2 separate regions of the Mus musculus genome follow, and region 1 is linked to region 2. Evidence: chromatin loops called from intact Hi-C (ENCODE). Cell type or tissue: left cerebral cortex. All regions are shown on one strand. Links, peaks and the distances in the headings refer to the core of each region. The heading gives the core; the rest is flanking DNA.

Region 1 (9,449 bases), core at 765-8,764, 53 kb after region 2:
CACTGCGCCATATCTTCAGCAGGTAAATGTGCTCACTGCCAAACCTAATGGCTGAAATTCAATCCTCAAGATCTTCATAGCAGAGGGAGGGAGAGAACCAACCCTTATGAGTTATCTTCTGACCTCCACATTTGCTCTGTGGTACTTGCACATCCATGTACACATACGCCTACACAAGAAGGGAGGGGTGTCTGGAGAGATGGCTCAGCAGTTAAGAGAATGCACTGTTCATCTAGAGGACCTGAGTTCAAGTCCCAGCATCCACATCACGGGGCTGACTTATATTCAGCTCCAGGAGATCCAACACATTCTTCTGGCCTCCATGGGCAACTGTACAAACCTATACTCTGACACACATATATACATGTAATTAAAAATTAAATCAAGTAGTGGTGCATACCTTCAATCTCAGCTCTGGAAGCAGAGGCAGGCAGATCTTTTTAAGTTCAAAGCCAGCCTGCTATACAAAGGAAGTTCTAGGATACCCAGCCAATGCTGCATAGGGAGACCCTGTCTCCAAAAACCAAAACCATAAATAAACAAACAAATAAATTAAATCAAAATGAAGCAAGGGCTTTATGAGCTTTAGGACAACCTGGACTATACAGTAAAAACCTGTAACACATTCGCACACACACATGCACACACGCACAAACACATACACACACATACACTCACACGTGCACACACATGTTTATGTGTGGCACTAAAGAAGAAAACAGCAGTAGTCTCCAGGTAGTGTTTTTTTCTTCTGACCTCTTTTTCCCTCTTCTTCGCTTCTAACAGGCCCTCAGCCACAAATACGGTGGACACAGCAGCCATGTGACTAATGTGGCCTTCTTGTGGGATGACAGCATGGCCCTAACCACTGGGGGCAAAGACACGAGCGTGCTGCAGTGGCGGGTGGCCTGAAGCAGGGGTGTGGGGCCAGGGTAGCGTCCTGTGGCAGGGTTGAGATCTATTTTTGGGAGATGTCTATTGCGGAGTACAGTAATATATACCCAGAGTATGTCTATAGAAGAGGGGGTTATGGGGCGGGCGGGAGCAGACAGAGGTCTCTATTTATCGGGGTGGGACGAATGGGCCACCATGCCTTGTGGGAGCCATTGGTGTTTGGTTTGGGGTATTTTTTTTTAAGTTTATTCTTTTATATCATTCAGAAATACAGACTTATGCACTGAGATGTCTGGAGTCTGGTCTATTTATTTGGGGTGTGTGTGTGTGTGTGTGTGTGTGTGTGTGTGTGTGTGTGTGTTTGTGTGTGTGTTATGGAGGCCAGAGATCAAAATCAGGTGTCTTCCTCAATTGCTCTCTGCTATATTTTTTTTAAAAGAGATTTCAATTTACAGTAACATTTAATTGATTTTATTGTAATTTTAAAAAATACATTATGTAGTAGTGTGTGTATCTATGACTATGACTACACATGTGTTCAGCTGCCCTTGAAAGCCAGAAGAGGGCTCTAGGTCTCTTGGATTTAGAGTTGTAAGCAGTTGTGAGCTGCTCAAGGTAAATGCTGGGAACAGAACTGAGTTCTCTGCTGGAGCAGTAAGTGCTCTGAACCCCAGAGCCGTCCTTCCAGCCCCATCTACTTTGGTCTTTAAGACAGTCTCCCTTACTTTCTTTTGTTTTGTTGTTTGTTTGGTTTTGGTTTTTGAGACAAGGTCTCTGTGTAGCCCTCGCTGTCCTAGAACTCTATGTTCTAGGCTGGCCTCAAATTCTAAGATTCACCTCCCTCTGCCTCCTGAGTGCTGGGATTAAAGGTGTGCACAGCCATGTCTGGCAAGTAAATGTAGTTAAAAACATAAGTTGGAGAGGGTTTGTGAGGCAGCTCGGTAGCTAACGATGCCTTGCAGGGCAAGCCTGTGGCTTGAGGACCCGTGCAAAGGAGGATTGAATGAGTCTACAATGTTACACACACACACACACACACACACACACACAAACACACTAAAGAAAGGAAGCCACCAAACTTCCAACCTACTGGCCTGAAGGCATTGTCCTATCAATGTCTGGCCAGGATACAAATGTTCCTTCCACTACTCAAACAAGCAAACAAATTTTGTAAGCAGCATTCCTATGTGGCATGCATGTGTGTATGTGTGTGTATATGAGTGTTCATGTATGAGTGTATATGTGTGTATGTGCATGTGTGCATATGTGTTCATGTGTGTATGCCTGTGTATATGTGTATGCCTGTGCACGTGTGTGTGTGTGTGCACAAGTGTGTATGTGTGCATGAATATGTGTGAGTATACATGTGTGTGTAAGTGTGTGTGTGAATGTGTGTGCATGGTTGTGGGTACAGTGAAAACCAAGACAACCTCAACACTACCTCATGGAAAGGGCAGACCTGCCTCAGAAGATGCTGAGACCAAAGTGGTATCATGGAAGGGGCAACAGAAAGACCTTAACACAGAAGGGTGAAGGAGCCATTCCAGGTGGAAGTTCTGATGCGTGTTATCTCCTTCCAATAAAATCAAATAAAGCCTCTTGTGGCTCCAGCTATCTCCTGGCCCCTGTCACAGGCCTCGACAACTCTGGGTGTTGCCTGTTGGGGACAGATCTGTGTCTCTCACTTTCTCTGGACCATGGGTAGGAAGAGCCAGGATTCTTGGTCACTTCCATGCTGTCTCCTAGCTGTCTCCTTGCCCAGTTCAGTCAGAGGCAGGAACTTGGGCACTGTTTATTGAGTGGCAATTAGAGTGTGTTTGAATAGCTGAGTGTGTCTTATCCAAAGACTACTGAATTCAACTTCCTCAAAGGGCTTGTGCAAAGGGTGCAGTCTGTAAAGTGCTTGCTGCAGTAGTGACTGTCCTCTGAGACAAGTGCCTGCCATCTTACGGACTTCACCTGTGTTCCCTTGCAAAAGAAACATCCCAGCTGGGCTTTTAAACTTTTAATTTTTTTAAAAAATTATGTATATGAATACACTGTCACTCTCTTCAGGCACATTAGAAGAGGGCATTGGACTCCACTCCAGATGGTTGTGAGCCACCATGTGGTTGCTGGGAATTGAACTCATGACCTCTGGAAGAGCAGTCAGTGCTCTTAACCGCTGAGCCACCTCTCCATCCCGCTGTGCTGGGCTTTAAAACTGTTTACACCCCCTTGGGACACAAGACCCTAAGTATTCAGCCACTTCCTAGCCACTGTGGTGTGCAATGATGTCCAAGCTGCAAGTGGTTGCACAGAGGGGTGGGGTGGGGCTCCATCTATGCATATATGAGCTGTCATCATCCCCTCTGGGTAAAGGCCTTTCTGGTGTAGCCTGTTGGGAGGAGCACTCATATCCCCGCCGGGGATCCCTCACCTGTGCTGGCTAGGGAAGACCCCTCAGAGGTTGGAAACCCTCATTGCTTCCCCGTGCGCACTTGAGTAGCGTGTGCCTCGGTTTGTCTTGGGCTCTTGGGAGGAGGGCTAGACTGTGCCTAGGTCTTCTCCCAGGAAGGAGTCAGCAACACCATACAAGTATGACGTCCTGAGTTCAGATCCCCTGCACCCGTGTAAAGAGCCGAGCTGGGTACAGTATGCCAATCCCAGTGTGGCTGGGGGTTGAACCTGAGCCTCCTGCTTCCGCCATCTGAGTTCTGGGATCACAGTTGTGCGCCACCATTCCAAGACATCTCTAAGTTGTTTCTTATTGTTATTGTTTTGTTTTGTTGAGACAAAGTCTCCCTAGGCTTTTAAAGGCCTGTTTTCTGACATTCTTGGGTCAAGCCTTCTTTCCCCCCAGCCCCCCAATGGATTCCAACAATCCAAGTTCTGGGAAGGTGACCCAGACTATAGATAGAGAAACAAATGCTTGTTAGCTCTTAATGTTTTGCCGTCCCCTTGTGGTCATCTTTGGATCTGCATGGAAAATTATCCCTTGAAAGGCCAGTTGGAAAAATTGCTGGTGATTCTCCATCCACCCCTCAGTGTCCCCTCAGTGTCCCTGAGCTGGGTCGTGAGAAACTGCCTTGTGCATAGCCTGCACCCAACCAGAGTTCCCGTCCCCTCCAGTCTGAGAGTAGGGGATGAGAAGGAGTTTTCGTTCCTCGGTCTGTGTTTGCACCCTGAAGGCTTGGGTGGTGATGGTCTCATAGCTGCAGGTCCTCTCCAGGGTCTCTCTGTCCTTCTGAAAACCGTCAGCGCCAGCCTTTGTGAATGTTTCCCAGTGATCCTCAGAGAGGAGCTGTGTTTTGCCTGCCATGACTTGGAATACATTGAGGCAACTTAGGGTTAGCTAGAGGAGAGGGCGATCCCACCCCCACCCAAGCCACTGGGCACTCTGACTTGCTTTTCAGAACCAGGCCGTGGCGGCTCACACTTGTAACTCGAACAATCTGAAATGGAGGTGGGAGGATCAGGAGTTCAAGGTCAACCTCAGCTGCTTGTGAAGTTCAAGGCCCTCCTGGGCTGGGTAAAACCATGTCTCATCTCTTGGGATTTACATGTAAGGTTGCCATGACACTTGCCTTGGCTCTGCCCTTTAACTCTCTGATGCTGTGAGTGTCCCTGCTTTGTGGTTAACCAGCTCATTTCCTATGCCTATTAAGTTCCCTGGAAGAAGAGAATTCACTGGTTCAGAGAGGTGAGGTCACCTACCCAAGGCCACACAGCGGTGCTACAACAGCTCCCTTTTCCTTCTAAGTCGTTGGATTAGTGTGAAGCTGTAGACCGGGTGGAAACTAATCTGCGATGTTAAAAGAAAGAACGGGGTACTGACAAGATGGCTGATGACGGCTATCAGGAAAGTGCTTGCCATCCAAGCATGAGGACATGGATGTGGGGCTGGAGAGATGGCTCAGCTGTTAAGAACGCTGACTGCCCTTCCAATGGACCCAGGTTCCATTCCCAGTACCCACATAGCAGCTCACAAGCATCTGTAGCTCCAGTTCCAGGGGACTCGACTCCCTCTTCTGGCTCCTACAGGTACTGCAGGCACAGAGTGCACAGACATACATGTGAACAAACATATACATTTGTAAATAGTGTGGCATGTTGTAGTTGTTGAGCTGAGTTAGAGGGTAAAACCATTTGCTATCAAGCCGGACGGACAACCTAAGTTTGGCCCCTTAAACCCACATGAAGGTGGAAGGAGAGAACCAGCCCCACAAGGCTCCACATGTGTGCCAAGACACTCATCCCACATGAGTGCCAAGACACTCACCCCATATGAGTGTCAAGATACTCACCCAGCTCCCCCATGTCCCTACACAGAGTAATGATAAACAAGGATTTTTTTTTAAAACTTATTTATTTATTTATTTATTTATTTTATGCATATGAGTATACTATAGCTGTCTTCAGACACACCAGAAGAGGGCATCAGATCCCACTACAGATGGTTGTGAGCCACCATGTGGTTGCTGGGAACTGAACTCAGGACTTAGTCAGTGCTCTTAACTGCTGAGCCACCTTTCCAGCCCCCAAACAAGGATTTTAATTAGATGAGTTGGCACATACCTTTAATTCCAGCCTTTGGAAGGCAGAAGGGGACAGATTTCTGAGTTCAAGGTCAGCCTGTTCTTAGAGTGAGTTCCAAGACAGCCAGGGCTACATAGAGAAACCAAAACTAAACCAAAATCTTAGACAAAAAATCTAAGAGGAACTACCTAAAAGGGCTTCTATGTGCACATACACACACATACATGCACACACAAATCCTCACAGACATATGTGTACATGTTCACACAAGGGCACCTGATGTTACTATACACACACTAACAAAGAAAGAATTGGGTATGGTGAACCAAGCACTAAGGAGACAGAATAAAGTGGACCTCTCTGAATCTCTAATCAGCCAGGGTTACATAATAAAATCTTGTCTGAAACAACCAACACAATACTGAGTGGTATACTCAATAACAGAGCCCTTCCTAGAATCCCCCAGTGAGGGCTGGGGTGTGGCTCAGTGGTAGAGTCCCTGCCTAGAATCCCCCAGTGAGGCACTGGGGTGTGGCTCAGTGAGAGAGCCCCTGCCTAGAATTCCCCAGTGAGGGCTGGGGTGTGGCTCTTGCCTAGTGTGTGTAAGGCCATAGGTTCTATCTTCTCAGCCAAGATAAAATAACTATGTAAACTAGAATTGTAAACACCATCACTGCTGTTGTTTTTGGAGGGCTGTATTCCTGTTGGATCAGAAGTCCCTGAGTCTATAAATGACCTCTCAGGACTAATTTGTGCAGGAAGTGACCGACCGAGATAAAAAGAGGGCAATGCGGCTCTTTGGAACCTTTGCACACTTCCTGAAAACAATGGGAATTTCACTTCCAGGCAACAGACACACAAGAGTAATCAACCTGAACTCAAGAATGGCCCTCCCGCCAGCAGGGAGGCTGATGATCAGGAAAGGATAGAAACGTACAGTCCTGGCAAAGTGAGGTGTTGAAGTGATCTATGGGTACATCAGACTTTTAGAGGGCAGACTAGGGTGTCCTGGACAGCCAAGTCGAAACGTTTTAAAGATAGAACTTCATTAGCCCACTTTGCCCTCAAAACTCTCAGCTATCCTCCTGTCCCAGCCTCTCAAGTGCTGAGAGAGTGCAGGCATGCACAGGTACCCCAGAACGAGACTTTTTTAAAATAGATTTTACATTATGCTCTCTGTGAAGTGACAAGAGACAGGTTGAGAAAAGGACTGTGTCTGACTACTTTGACTGTGGAAGAAACAGAGGCAAGGCCTAAACTCTGACCCCCAAGGCTCCTTCGACTTGAGGTGGATACTTAAGAGGCCACCATGTAACATGTTTTCCTTTACATTTATCTATCTGAGGTGTATGGCACCGGACAATGCAGAGGTCAGAGGACAACTTGCACAATCCCATTCTCTCCTTCCATCGTGTGGGTCCTGGGGATTGAGTTCAGCATCAGTAGCAATCGCCTGTCTGCTGAGACAAACCCCTTTGTTCTGGGTCCCTTAGAGGGATAGAGGGATATGGAGAAGGTTATTAACAGAGGCCTGCAGGGAGGGGGCTCTTCAAAGAAGGAAGCAACAGGAAGGAAGGTCCCAAGCTAAGCTACCTTTCCCAGAAGAAGGCTTAAATTCGAAGTGTGGAATTGGAGAGAGGGTAAGGAAGGAGTTAATGGATTGTACCCCTGAAGCAGCAGGTGAGATTTCCAGGCTTGAGTTCCTGAGGTGGGGGGGGAGGACGCGGTGGGGTGCAGGGGAGCGGCAGAGGAGGGGTTAATGGGGGCGGGCCTGGCTGGGGCGGGGCCTGGGTTCCGACTCCAGCCCCGGGCCAGGGGTTGTCGCTGCTGTCCTGCCCCGCGGGGGCGCCCGCCGGGTCCCTGTGCTGTGCAGAGTCGGGACCAAGTCAGAGACGCCGGTCGCCCAGCCCAGCCGCGGAGCAGGTGGGTGCTATCCCTCCGTTCCCATTCTACCCCTTCTCAGGTCCAAGACTCTGGGTGGCCGCTCCGCTGCCTCAGTCTCCCCGCAGCGACCCCTCTCCGCCACTCGGCTCTGGAGAACTCATCTTTTCTGCTTCTCCCTCCTGAGCCTGGGGTCCCTAAGATCCCCTGCCTCCGGGTCTCTCTCATTTCTCTCTCTCTCTCTCTCTCTCTCTCTCTCTCTCTCTCTCTCTCTCTGTCTGTCTCGCGGGCGCGCGCGCACACACACACACACACACACACACACACACACACTCGATCTCACTGCATACCATAAACTATCTTTGAACTCACTCTCATGCCCACATTGACCTAACATTCACGGCAATCCTCCTGCCTCAGTTTCCTAGAGTATACCGGGATTACATGTATATGTCACCACACCCGACTCTCCACCCTCTGGCGTTTTATAGACAGATTCTGTCTGTACAGTTCAGGTTTACCTTAAACTGGCTGGCCATCCTCCTGCCTCAGCCCCTTAAATGTTGTAGGTGTTCTTCAGCAACAAACCCAATGGACTCTATTTCTTTATCTTTTGGGGTCCCCTACCTGCTCTTCCCATCTGCCTCTGGATCCCTTCTACCTCATCCTTGGCCTCCATTCCCTTGTTTATGTGAGACCCCCTCCTTTTTTTCTTTGTATGTCCCCAACTCAAACAAACCCCAACTTTGTATATCCATCTCAGTGTGTCTCTTCCCACCCTCTCTTTTCTGGTTCTCTGGCTCTTAGTGCCTCTGCCCCCATCACTCTCCCTACGTCCTGAGACATCCTGGAACCTTTTCCTCAAGGTTGTGGGGCTGCTTAGGATTGGGGTAGGGGACAGTGGGATTGCAATCCAGAGCAAATGGACTCTGAGTGACACCATGACTCTAGTACCTACTTTGTAGTCACCCATGGCTTCTGAGGTCACACCTACCCCACCCTCCTGTCTCAGGAATTCCTGGCTGGGGGTGGGGGTGGGGGGGAATGGACTTCCTTCCTCCCTTCCAGAATTTTGGCTGGGTCTCTGTTAACTCCTTCCTGCTTTGTCTTACTCCCCTTCCCTGGAACTGAACTCCTGGGCAGCATTTCTCAACCGGGCTAAGACAAAGCTCCAGAATTCCCAAAGCTTTGGTGGTGGTGGTGGTGGTGGTGGTGGTGGTGGTGGTGGTGGTGGTGTGTGTCTCAAGCTGGATTCGTACTGGGGACACTAGTGTAAATGATGGGGAACACCTTGGCGCTCCTTCTAGACCCTCCGACTAGCTACACCCCCTGAAATCTACCAAAAGGGCTTCCCAGCATGTCTCTAAGGTTGAACTTGATCAACTTGGGGTTTGGGGTTCTCCTAGGAATGGCTACTGAGTCAGATGGGCAAGGGTTCCCAACGCAGACCACCTGGGAGCCCTGGAGGCTGGCATGCCGGTACCTGACTGTTATCCCAGCACTAGGAAGGTGAGAGGCAGGAGGGTTAGGAGTTGCAGGCCAGCCTGGGCTACATGACACGCTGTCTCAAAAGACTCTTGTAGTGGCACAGGCCTGTAGCTCAGGCTGAGGCAGGAGAATCTTAGTCTAAGGCCAGCCTGGGCCAATTTCTGTCTTTGAATGATAGATAGGACCTGGAATGCTGAAACCCTGACAAGCACAGAGAACCAAGGCCCTTTTGATGTTCTGGCCCTTTAATCTGTGCATATGCGTGCTGATATCTTGAAAGTTTATGCTACCCACAGCTGTGTGCTACAAAACACCTGTGGGAACCACACAGGCCACGCCCCTTCCATTTTACACACAGGGAAACTGAGGACTTAGAGCAGAAGTAAGTTACCGCCAGCCTCAGGGCTTAGGACTCTTGCCTAACCGCAGCCCATATCCGGAGACCTAGGTTCCCTTGACCATATCTGGAGACCTGAATTCTTGCACTACCACTAAGTCGGATTAATTTGGGCAATGAGGTCCGCTAAGTGAGTAGGGAGCTGTGCCAGACTTGGGTATGAATGGCTGGAGACCAGAAGGGAGGGTTTGCAGAGCGAAGCAGAAAAGATATTTCTGAGGGCTTGCTGGTGGAGAGAGAAAGGGACCAGAGGTGGCCTGGCCTGAGGGGT
Region 2 (9,449 bases), core at 892-8,891:
TGCTCTTATTCACTGTCCTCAAGCAAGCATTTGTGGAAAGAACTGATCCAAGTGTGAACAATGGCCACCCGGCCCCATGAGGACAGGACTGTGCAGCACTGGAGTGCGCGTGTTGGGAGCCGTGTCTAACCCCAGCACCCTAAGACCCTCTGGAGGGAGCAAGTGCTTCTCTCCTGCTGTTTCTCTCAGAGTTAGAGTTAACGCCAGAGCCAGGGCCATTTTGGTGGGCTTTACTCTGCTGGGTCCTGAGTTCTTTATTCATCCAATCTTCACACCAGCCCTATGAAATAGACTGTCTCCATTTCATGAAGGGGGAAACTGAGGCACAGAAGGGACACTATAAAGTGAAATCACTTTGCAGCCTGCCCATCCCCACTGTGGAGCCTGGGCTTTCCTTATGCCTGCTGCTGGAGAGTTCACACAGTGCCAGGCAAAGGTGGGCACTCGGAATGCCCCCCCTTACTCCAGCTTCCCCCCCCACCCCTACCCCATCAGGCACTGCAACATGGTGCTGGAAAATGTGAAGGAGATGTGGACTGAGGTTCCCAAGAGCGGCAAGGGCAAGAAGAAATCCAAGCCTGTCAACAAGGACCGCTACATCTCCAAGATGTTCCTGCGCGGGGACTCGGTCATCGTGGTGCTGCGGAACCCACTCATCGCTGGCAAGTAGAGCCTGCTCCCTGCCCTGCGAAGGCCTGCAGAACCCTGCCCAGTGGGCGAGAAATAAAACCCTGTGCTTTTTGGTTTTTATGTTTTCCAGTGGTCTTCTCTGCTCTTGGGTCTTAAAAGAGTGTGTTGGGCTGAGCACTAGGACAGGGCCTGTGGGTGCTGCGGTATATAACAGCCCTGTCTGCAAAGGAGACAGTTTAATTGGACTTTTGTGTATTGTGGACAGAGGGATTCTCTGACAATGTGCAAGTGGGAAAGGGAAGCCTATTTAAGAGGCTCGTGGAGGACCCAGGGCCTTCTGCTCTACCCACAACTCTGTCTATCTGGTATCTCTGTCTGTGTCCTCCCAGGCGATCATGGGCTGGAGGTCAGGAGTCTCTGCCCTCTTTACATGTATATAAAACATGTATGGGTGTTTTGCCTGGATGTGTCTGTTCTTGGTACCCATAGGAGCCAGAAAAGGAGAGTTGGATGCCCCTAGAGGTAGTTACATGTGGTGGTGAGGCAGCCATGTGGGTGCTGGGAAAAAAACCTGGGTCTTCTACAAGAGCAACAAGTGCTCTTAACTGTTAAGCCATCTCTCTGGCCCTTTAGCTGTCCTCTTTCTTTTTTCTTTTCAAGACAGAATTTCTCTCTATAGTCCTGGCAGTCTTGGAACTCACTTTGTAGACCAGGCTGTCCTCAAACTCAGATTCCCCCTGCTTCTGCCTCATGAGTCCTGGGATTAAAGGTATGAGCTACCACCATTCAGCCTAGCTGTCCTCCTGAACTGTGGAAGTCACAGCTAACGTTATCCTGTGCGTCCCTGTACAGAACTTCGAAGCCTGCAGCCAAGAAAACTTGCATGTGTTCCCTGAGCTGCTGCCAGAAAGAACAGCTTTGTTGTGTACTTTAGAGCTCTCTCTTTTGTTCTTTTGTGGTCCTGAGAATTGGACCTAGGGTCTCATATGCTTAGCAAGCTCTCCCCCATGAGCTAAATCCCCAGCCCTCCATTCACTTACATATATATATATGTGCCCAAGTACAATATTAGGTGTCCTCTAACACTGCCCTTAATTCCCTTGAGACAGAGTCTCTCATTGAACAGAACCAGGCTGATGCCCAGCAAACTCCAGCAATTCTGTCTCCACCCCATGCTACAGATTCTAATTGAGGGTCTCATGCTTATATCGCAAATGCTTCTAACCACTGAACCATCTCCCCAGTCCTTCCATTAAGACAGGAAACTTCTTAGGAAGTTTCCCAGGCTGGCCTTGAGCTTGTAATCCCCCAGCCATAATCTTCCAAGCAACTAGGATAACAGACCTACGTCACCACAGCTATCCTAAGCTCATTCAGTTGAAACCACTGAGATTCAGGAAAAGCATTGACATGTCCCAAAGTCACCCATGTAAGAGATAATGAAGCTACATCCTGATAGGCAGCCAGGGCTGGTGAAATGGCTCAGTGGCTACCAAGTTTAATGCCTAGCACCCATATGTGGCAACTCCAAACCACCTGTAACAGAACCTGAGGGATCCAACATTCTACCTTCCTTGGGCACCTGCACACAAATACACATGGATTAAAATTAGATACAAAAACAGGCCAGACAGTGGTGGCATATGCCTTTAATCCTAGCACTTAGGAGGCAGAAGCAGGCAGATAGGCAGATTTCTGAGTTCCAGGATAGCCTGGTCAGAGGCAGGGAAATCTTTGTGAGGCCAGTCTGATCTACAGAGCAAGTTCCAGTACAGCCAGAGCCACACAGAGAAACCCCGCCTCAAAAACAAGTAAAATCCCAGCACTCAGGAGGCAGAGGCAGGTGGATTTCTGAGTTCGAGGCCAGGCTGGTCTACAGAGTGAGTTCCAGGACAGCCAGGGCTACACAGAGAAACCCTGACTCCAAAAACAAAAACAAAACAAAAAAAACAAGTAAAATGAAAGCAAACATGAGTGTACCCGTGATCCATCCCTACAGCTTAAGAGGCTGAGGCAGAATTGGCTGCAAGTTCAAGGCTAGCCTGGGTCTACATGGTAAATTCCTGGTGAGCCAGGCATAGTGAGTTCCTTTCAAAAAGAAAAGACTCCATTGAAAATACATTTGGAAAAGTACAGGCTGGGGTCTGGGCGCCCCCTCCATCTCCTCCCACTTAATGGTCTCCCACGATGCCAAGCCGGTAAAGTTGGGCACCTGCCCTCCCCTGCTCCTGAGGCTCTCGAGTGCTGAGGAGAAGCAGGGCCAGGCAGGGAGGCCTCTGCTCCCCACTGGGCTTCGTCAGTTTGCACTGAGAACCTAGGATCGGAGCCTCCTGGCTCACAAAACCTGCAACCTCCCTCTGCATTCTGGGAAGGAAAAGAAAGGGAGTTGGTCTCTTGCCAGGGAAGTTGGCGACTGCCATGGAGGAAGACAGCCGGCCACTCCGTGTGGTGACCTACAGAGTGCCAGTGTGGCTGCTGGGCCTTTAGAGCTATGTATTCTGGATGGCCAGGACTACACTGAGACACCCTGTCTCAAAAAGCCCAAGTAAATAATAAAAGTAAAATTGTAAGCTTTGCAGCCAAGCTGGTGGGCAATGTCAGTCCAGTGAAGCCCACTTATTTCACCCAGGAGCAGGACTGGACTGAGTCTTCAGGTCACAGGCTCAAAGCTGTAGTTCCTGCCCTGTCTGTCACCCTGAACACTCCTCACCAGACATGGAAACTTCGCTTGCCTCTCTGAATGTCAGGGTTACAGTCCAGGATACCTGGCTGTCCAAACGGTGCTTTTATCTACCTTTTTTTTTTTTCTTAATTGCATGTGACAGGGGTAGTTTGTATGTGTGCATATGTGTGTTCACATGTAAATGGGTACATGTGCACACATTTGTATGTTATGGAGACCTGGGGTCACATGGGAAATCTTCACTCTTCCCCGTATGTGGGCACTATGGGCCAGAGTTCTGGTCCCAAGACTGTTGTGGCCAGCACTTTGCCCACTGAGTGAGCCATCTCCCCTGGCCCTTTCTGTTTTGACAGGGTCTTGTTATATAGCCTAGGCTGGCCTCAGATTGGAGCAACACTTCTGCCTCAGCTTCTTGGATGATGGGATTGGGGAAAAGGCTAGCTCTAACTGGTCTGAGACTAGGCAAGTAAATAAGGCTGGTTTTGAACATGCAACAGTTCAGCCTCCGCCTTTGATTGCCTTCAGATAATCCTTTCCAGAGATAAAAGCCAAAGTGGAGGTCCTCAGACGGAGTTTAGTGACAGCTAATGCAGTAGCCCAATTAAGAACTGAGCAAGGCTGGTTCCCGCTGCTTTTGCTGTTTGAGACGATCTCCGAGGTTCAGATAGCCAACCTGTGTTCTTTCAGCTAAGCCTCCCAGATGCTGGGGTTACAGCGCCACCCCTTGTCTGGGTCTGATATTTCTGTGTTGCCTTCCAAACAAGCAGCATGCTCACATGCACGACTTTAATTGTACATATGTCTTAGATTTCAATAGAGATTAGCTCAGGGCAGGGTACAGTAGCAGTGTGGTGTTCGTGGGGTTTTTGCGCCAACACATTGCTCCAGTTGAGCCTCACTCATCTACAGCAGACGACCTCACACACACCCTAGTCATCTCCCTTTCTAGCCTGGCCTCCTCCCACTCCGTAAAGAAGCTTGATTTACTACAGTCTCCACTCCACCAGAAGCCAAAGTCTTAAATCGTGGAGTGTGAGTCAGCTATGAGACACATCTTTCTGGGAACCTTGGGGAAAAATCCAGCAGCCGCTACTAATAAAGGAGGGGTGTGGTGTGAATGGCTGTGGGGTGGGGGTGGGTGTGTCTGGGAGGCGGAAGGATCTGTCTACCTCACTGACCCCAGGCCCTCTTGCTTGGCTGCCAGCTCTCACTCATATAGCTCTGTGTCCTGCTGCTCGGCTTCTCCCACAGCCTAACACAGGCAAAGAGCCTCCCACCCCAGAGCCTTTGAACCTCTCTCCTTTGGTCATGGCAGTCTCCTTTGATCCTGGGATCCCTCAACAAATCCTTCCCACCTCTCTGTGGCCTCCGTTCTGGTCCAGCCACCTACATTCCTCTCACTGGGCTCCCAACTCACTGCCCCTAATAACGAACAGAGAACCATGGAAAACAGCCCAGGAGACACTGCTGCTAAGAATCTTGGGGGTGGAGGGCTGGAGAGATGGAGTTCTGTTAACCTACATGGAGGCTGACAACCATCCAGTCCCAGGGGTCTTCTGCCCTTCAAGCATATGCAGGGGCTGCATGCCTGCGGTGTACATCCGTACACACAGACAAAACAATCGTACACGTAAAGTAAAAATAATCAAATCTTCAGTGAGCCTGGGATGAAATTCCAGTTTCTGCACCCCCTGCCCACTTCTTCCCATCTGGAGGCCCTCGCTTTTTCCAGTGGAGCCACGGAAGCCTTTCTCCATTCTTCCTGTTCCCAAGACCTTTTTGAATGCTGTTCCATCTGCCAGCAATCTTGTCCTCCAACTCTTCAAGAGGTCTCCAGTCACTTCTTTCAAACATGACCCATGACCTAAGCATCATGTCTATCCCAATTGCCTTCCAGTTGATTGTCCTAGACACCTCAATTCTTTTCATAAACGATTCCTCCACAAATATATACACGTGGGGACCTTGTTTTCCGGTTCCTTCGCCTCCATTTCCCCAGCATTGCTCCACTTGGGGCTGGTACACAGTAGGCTCTGAATACATGCTAACTGTACAGACACGGGGGTCCCTTTACCTAGCAGTAACTTTCCAAGACCTCATCCCCAGGCACATGCAGCATCCCAGAGGGCAAGGCGTTGCCAACGGCAGCTTCTCGGCACGCAGAGCTCAAAGGCACAGCCCGGGGGGCGAGTTCCTGGTGCGGACGTGGACGCTGCTCTTGAAGACTGAGACGCAGGCGGCGGTGGCGCCAACCCTGGCGGATCTCCGACTGCACCTGCAACGCCGGGCGCTCAGGGTGACGCTGTTCCCAGGGTGGCCGCCAGGGGGCACGGGCGGGCCAGCCTCTCCTACCTCTTTGTTGATGAAGCAGTAGAGCACGCTCACCAGGAAACCCTGTCAGAGGAGGAGCGAGATCAGATCGCTGCTGTGGACTCATTGTTTCCAGCCTCAAAGTACTGTGGCTGTTACAGGCCTAGTCCTAGGTACTGAGGGCACCTGCTCACTGGCTACCAACTCTCTGTAATGCTCCTCGGACCCCCAAAGGCCGAGAACAAGTGTTGGAAGTTGAACGTCCTGAGTGTAGAACGCTATTCCCTGCTTTCCACATTTGAGGCAAGCAGTCAAACCACTCTGTGCCTCCCTTTCCTCGCCTGGAAAAATGAAGGCGGTGGTTGGAAGAGGTGCAGAATTAATGTGTAAAACGACGTAGTACTTAGCTGTGTGTGGTGGCACATGCCTTTAATTCCAGCACTCTGGTGGCAGAGGGAGACAGTTCTCTATGAGTTGGAGTATATCCTTGTCCACACAGACTTCTATGTCCAACCAGAACTGCATGGTGAGACTCAACCTCAAAAATAATAATTAGGGCTGGAGAGGTACCTCAGGAGTTAAGAGCACTGGCTGCTCTTCCAGAGGTCTTGAGTTCAATTCTCAGCAACCACATGGTGGCTCACAACCATCTGTAATGGGATCTGATGCCCTCTGCTGGTGTGTCTGAAGACAATGACAGTGTACTTATATTAAATAAATAAATCTTTTAAAATAATAATTATTAATTAATTATGGAGCTTGAGGTCTTCTCAGTATTGGAGCACATGCTTAGCGAGCTAGAGACAGAATACAGGTGTGAGCCCCAATACCTGGCTTAAATTGATTCATGAAGTCAGATATGAACATGGGCTATTATCAAGATATTCCTAGGATCTTCTACAATCCCATTAATATCGAATTCAGATCACACATCTCCCTTTCCAGAAGAGGAAAAAAGACAAAATTGAAGTTGCGCTTGGAGTCCTGGCCCCTCTCTCGCTTTTCTGCCCCTGTTGTTTAGCTCTTGCCTCTCGCTCGCCCCAATTGCTCTGGAGTTGCAGGCACCCTCACCACCCTCCAGCACACTAGCTACCCTCTTGCCTCAGGGATCTTCATTCTGGGACGTTCCCCTAGTTGTGTGACTGGCTGTTTACATAGAGTGTTCCCTCCGTCTCTCACAGAATAGGGGGCCGACCATTTGGCTCCTGGCTGTTGCTAGGTGCATATGTGCTCCATCTGTTCTTGCTTCCTTTAACGAATGCACAGTCTCACCGGGGAGACTGGTGCTATCCCCACTTTAGGGAGAAGACTGAGGCTCAGTTGGGTCCAGCAGGGTAGGGACTAGGGAAGGCAAGCACATCAGCGTTGGCCTCACGTTTTGGAACTTTCTACGTCCTTCAATTCTGCACCTTGGGCTAGAGAGATGGCTCAGCGCTTAAGAGCTCAGACTGCTCTTCCAGAGGTCCTGAGTTCAATTCCCAGCAACCATATAGTGGCTCACAACCATCTGTAATGGGATCCTCTTCTGGTGTGTGTGAAGATAGCTACAGTGTACTCATATACAATAAATAAATAAATAAATATTTAAAAGAAAAAATCTGTACCTTGAGGGTAAAGGAAACCAGAAACTAAGCCCTAACTCAGTCCACCCCACAGCCCTTCCTCCTCGTCCGGGGGCAATGCTAGGAAAGACTGTGTGGTCCTCTACATCTATCCCCACCCCCACGCCCACAGCTCAGGATAGCCTCAGTTAGGTATTTTCCTTGTGCATGCATGATGAACGAATGAATGAAATCCCTGGGTACACTCCAGTCAATAGTGGCTACTCTGGGGAATGACGATATCGCTGTGTACCAATGGAGAGAAAGGTCTAAGGTAGGAGGGCGGAGCCCCTGCACCCAGTCTGAGCACCTGGAAGGAACTTAGGAAGATTTCAAAGGCCAGTTTGGCGAAGCGCAGGGAGCCTTCAACCTGTTCCTCCGTCACAGGCGCAAACACCACCTCGTGGACACCCAGCAGGGGCACCAGTGTCAGCGTGGAGCGAGCCAGCCTGGGAAGAGACGGATGTCAGTGGCCCGCATGTCCTCGCCCCTGATTCCGGCTCCATCTGCTTCCCACATTGGGTCCTGAGCCTGCCCTCACCTTAGTCGGTAGTCGGGGCAGCGCATCTGCCGTGTCCTCAGCTTTGAAACAAGGATGCCAAGGATGCGGATGAAGATGAGGAAATTGATCTGTGAGGAGAGAGAGACTGAGCCAGAAGCCATTCGGTTTCTGGGGTGGGACAGGGGGTTGGCGCTCCTCTTCCCCAGAATGAGAAATCCCTGAGTACAGCCTGGAGGAGGCGAGACTGGCCCTACCAAGATGGTTATTAGGATGGGAGTGCGAATGATCCACCAAATGGCTTTGACTTCGTTGCGCTCCCAGCACCTAGAGGAGGCAAAGTAGAACTGAGACGCGAAATGCCCCGGCAAACCTCCAGTTACCCCCTAATCAGGCACGTTCTCTCACCAGGGCCTGCCCACCCTCTTTAAAGCCCACCTACATTCATTTAAGACCCATCCCATCCTGCTTTTCAGAAAGTCTCCTACTCCTCCACCTTTCCCAGCCCATAATTCCTTTATACCCCGCCCACCCTCTGCGCACCACCTCTTTTCCACCCTTCCCCGCCTCCTGTGCCATGTAGCCCCGCCCCCAGCCCGGCCCCGCCCCCCAGACCCTGCAACTCACTGTGTGTTCTCGCGCAGGTACCTGACGATCACCCAGGGAATGACGAAAAGCGCGGGGGCCCCTGTGCAGACCCCGATCCCCGCCCCCCACCACGCCGCAGCTGTCAGTGTGCACACGAGCCCCTTCCAGGCCCAAGACCCGCGGAATTCTTCAGCAAGGGAGTGGGAGGGGAGGAAAGGCGGATCGGCTGGGTGGTGGTGGGAGCCAAGATGCGCTGGGCTGGGCGGAGGGGTGGGGAGTGGGGGTCACAGAGTCAGGGCTCACCCCAGCCAAGAAGCAGGTAGCAGCGGAAGTGGCCCTTTTCTGAGCGTCCCACGATCACCAGCAGATGGTGCAGATAAACACCCTCCACCAGTAGCCAGGTGTAATTGGCTCCCACACAATATTGGGTCATGATCTGGGCCGTGCGGCAGGCAGCTAGGGCCTATGAAGCCATCAGACAAGGGTAGTCTCTTTGTTTTATTATTTGTATGTATTCCTTTGTGTATGTGGTAGTAAGTCTTGAACCCAGGACTTCCTGCTTGTGAGGCAGGTGCTCTACCACTGAGCCACGCCCCCAGCCCCTCACTGGGGAGTCTAGGCAGGGGCTCTACCATTGAGTTACATTCCATTTCTCTTCTCTTTGAGTCAGGGTCTCAATAAATTGTACAGGCTGTCCTTGAACTTGCTCTGCAGCCCAAGCCGGTTTTAATATATCAGTTGTGCTCAACTTACCACCTAACTGGGACTATGGGACTTCCTGGCCAAACAGGGCTCATCTCCATCTCTTGCCCTGTTTTACTCTGGGTTTCCAGTAAATGGCTTATCTTATCTCAACTTACCCACCTTCACTTGAGGACTCTTCCACATTGACACCCTTAACAACCTTGGCATTTTCTATTCTGTTACCACAGTGAAGTACCCTTAGAATCCCACTATGTAGCCTTTGCCACACTAGCTCTTTTTTTTTTTTTTTTTTTTAGATTTATTTATTTATTTATTATATGTAAGTACACTGTAGCTGTCCTCAGACACTCCAGAAGAGGGAGTCAGATCTCGTGATCGGATGGTTGTGAGCCACCATGTGGTTGCTGGGATTTGAACTCCTGACCTTCGGAAG

What was found. A loop is a pair of places that touch in the nucleus more often than their neighbours do. Peaks named below come from ENCODE experiments on the same cell type or tissue, not always from the same donor. Only the 100,000 strongest peaks of a DNase experiment are listed, where the experiment ranks them.
Region 1: a loop joins it to region 2, with 2.0 times the contacts of the local background. A loop is called at or near these places in 9 of 42 quality-filtered maps.

The regions. Positions count from the first base shown.
Region 1 is chr7:19,205,300-19,214,748 of GRCm38, forward strand. It overlaps Eml2 (echinoderm microtubule associated protein like 2), which reads left to right. Exons shown (of 22, transcript NM_001347582.1): 22 at 787-1,183. The coding sequence ends at 912. Gpr4 (G protein-coupled receptor 4) reads left to right here and starts at 7,239. Exons shown (of 2, transcript NM_175668.4): 1 at 7,239-7,335. In left cerebral cortex, for the core only: CTCF peaks have their summits at 3,838 (motif pointing left), 4,929 (motif pointing left) and 7,247; a DNase peak (open chromatin) is centred at 3,842; H3K4me3 peaks cover 1,205 bases; H3K27ac peaks cover 260 bases.
Region 2 is chr7:19,151,981-19,161,429 of GRCm38, forward strand. It overlaps Gipr (gastric inhibitory polypeptide receptor), which reads right to left. Exons shown (of 14, transcript NM_001080815.1): 8 at 8,615-8,774; 9 at 8,351-8,411; 10 at 7,981-8,050; 11 at 7,766-7,854; 12 at 7,535-7,673; 13 at 5,666-5,707; 14 at 5,145-5,588. The coding sequence ends at 5,388. It overlaps Snrpd2 (small nuclear ribonucleoprotein D2), which reads left to right. Exons shown (of 3, transcript NM_026943.1): 3 at 496-746. The coding sequence ends at 670. Among named protein-coding and RNA genes, the nearest start is that of Snrpd2, 6.9 kb to the left of the region's middle. In left cerebral cortex, for the core only: CTCF peaks have their summits at 4,041, 5,623 (motif pointing right) and 6,313 (motif pointing left); DNase peaks (open chromatin) are centred at 4,225 and 5,637; H3K4me3 peaks cover 383 bases; H3K27ac peaks cover 604 bases.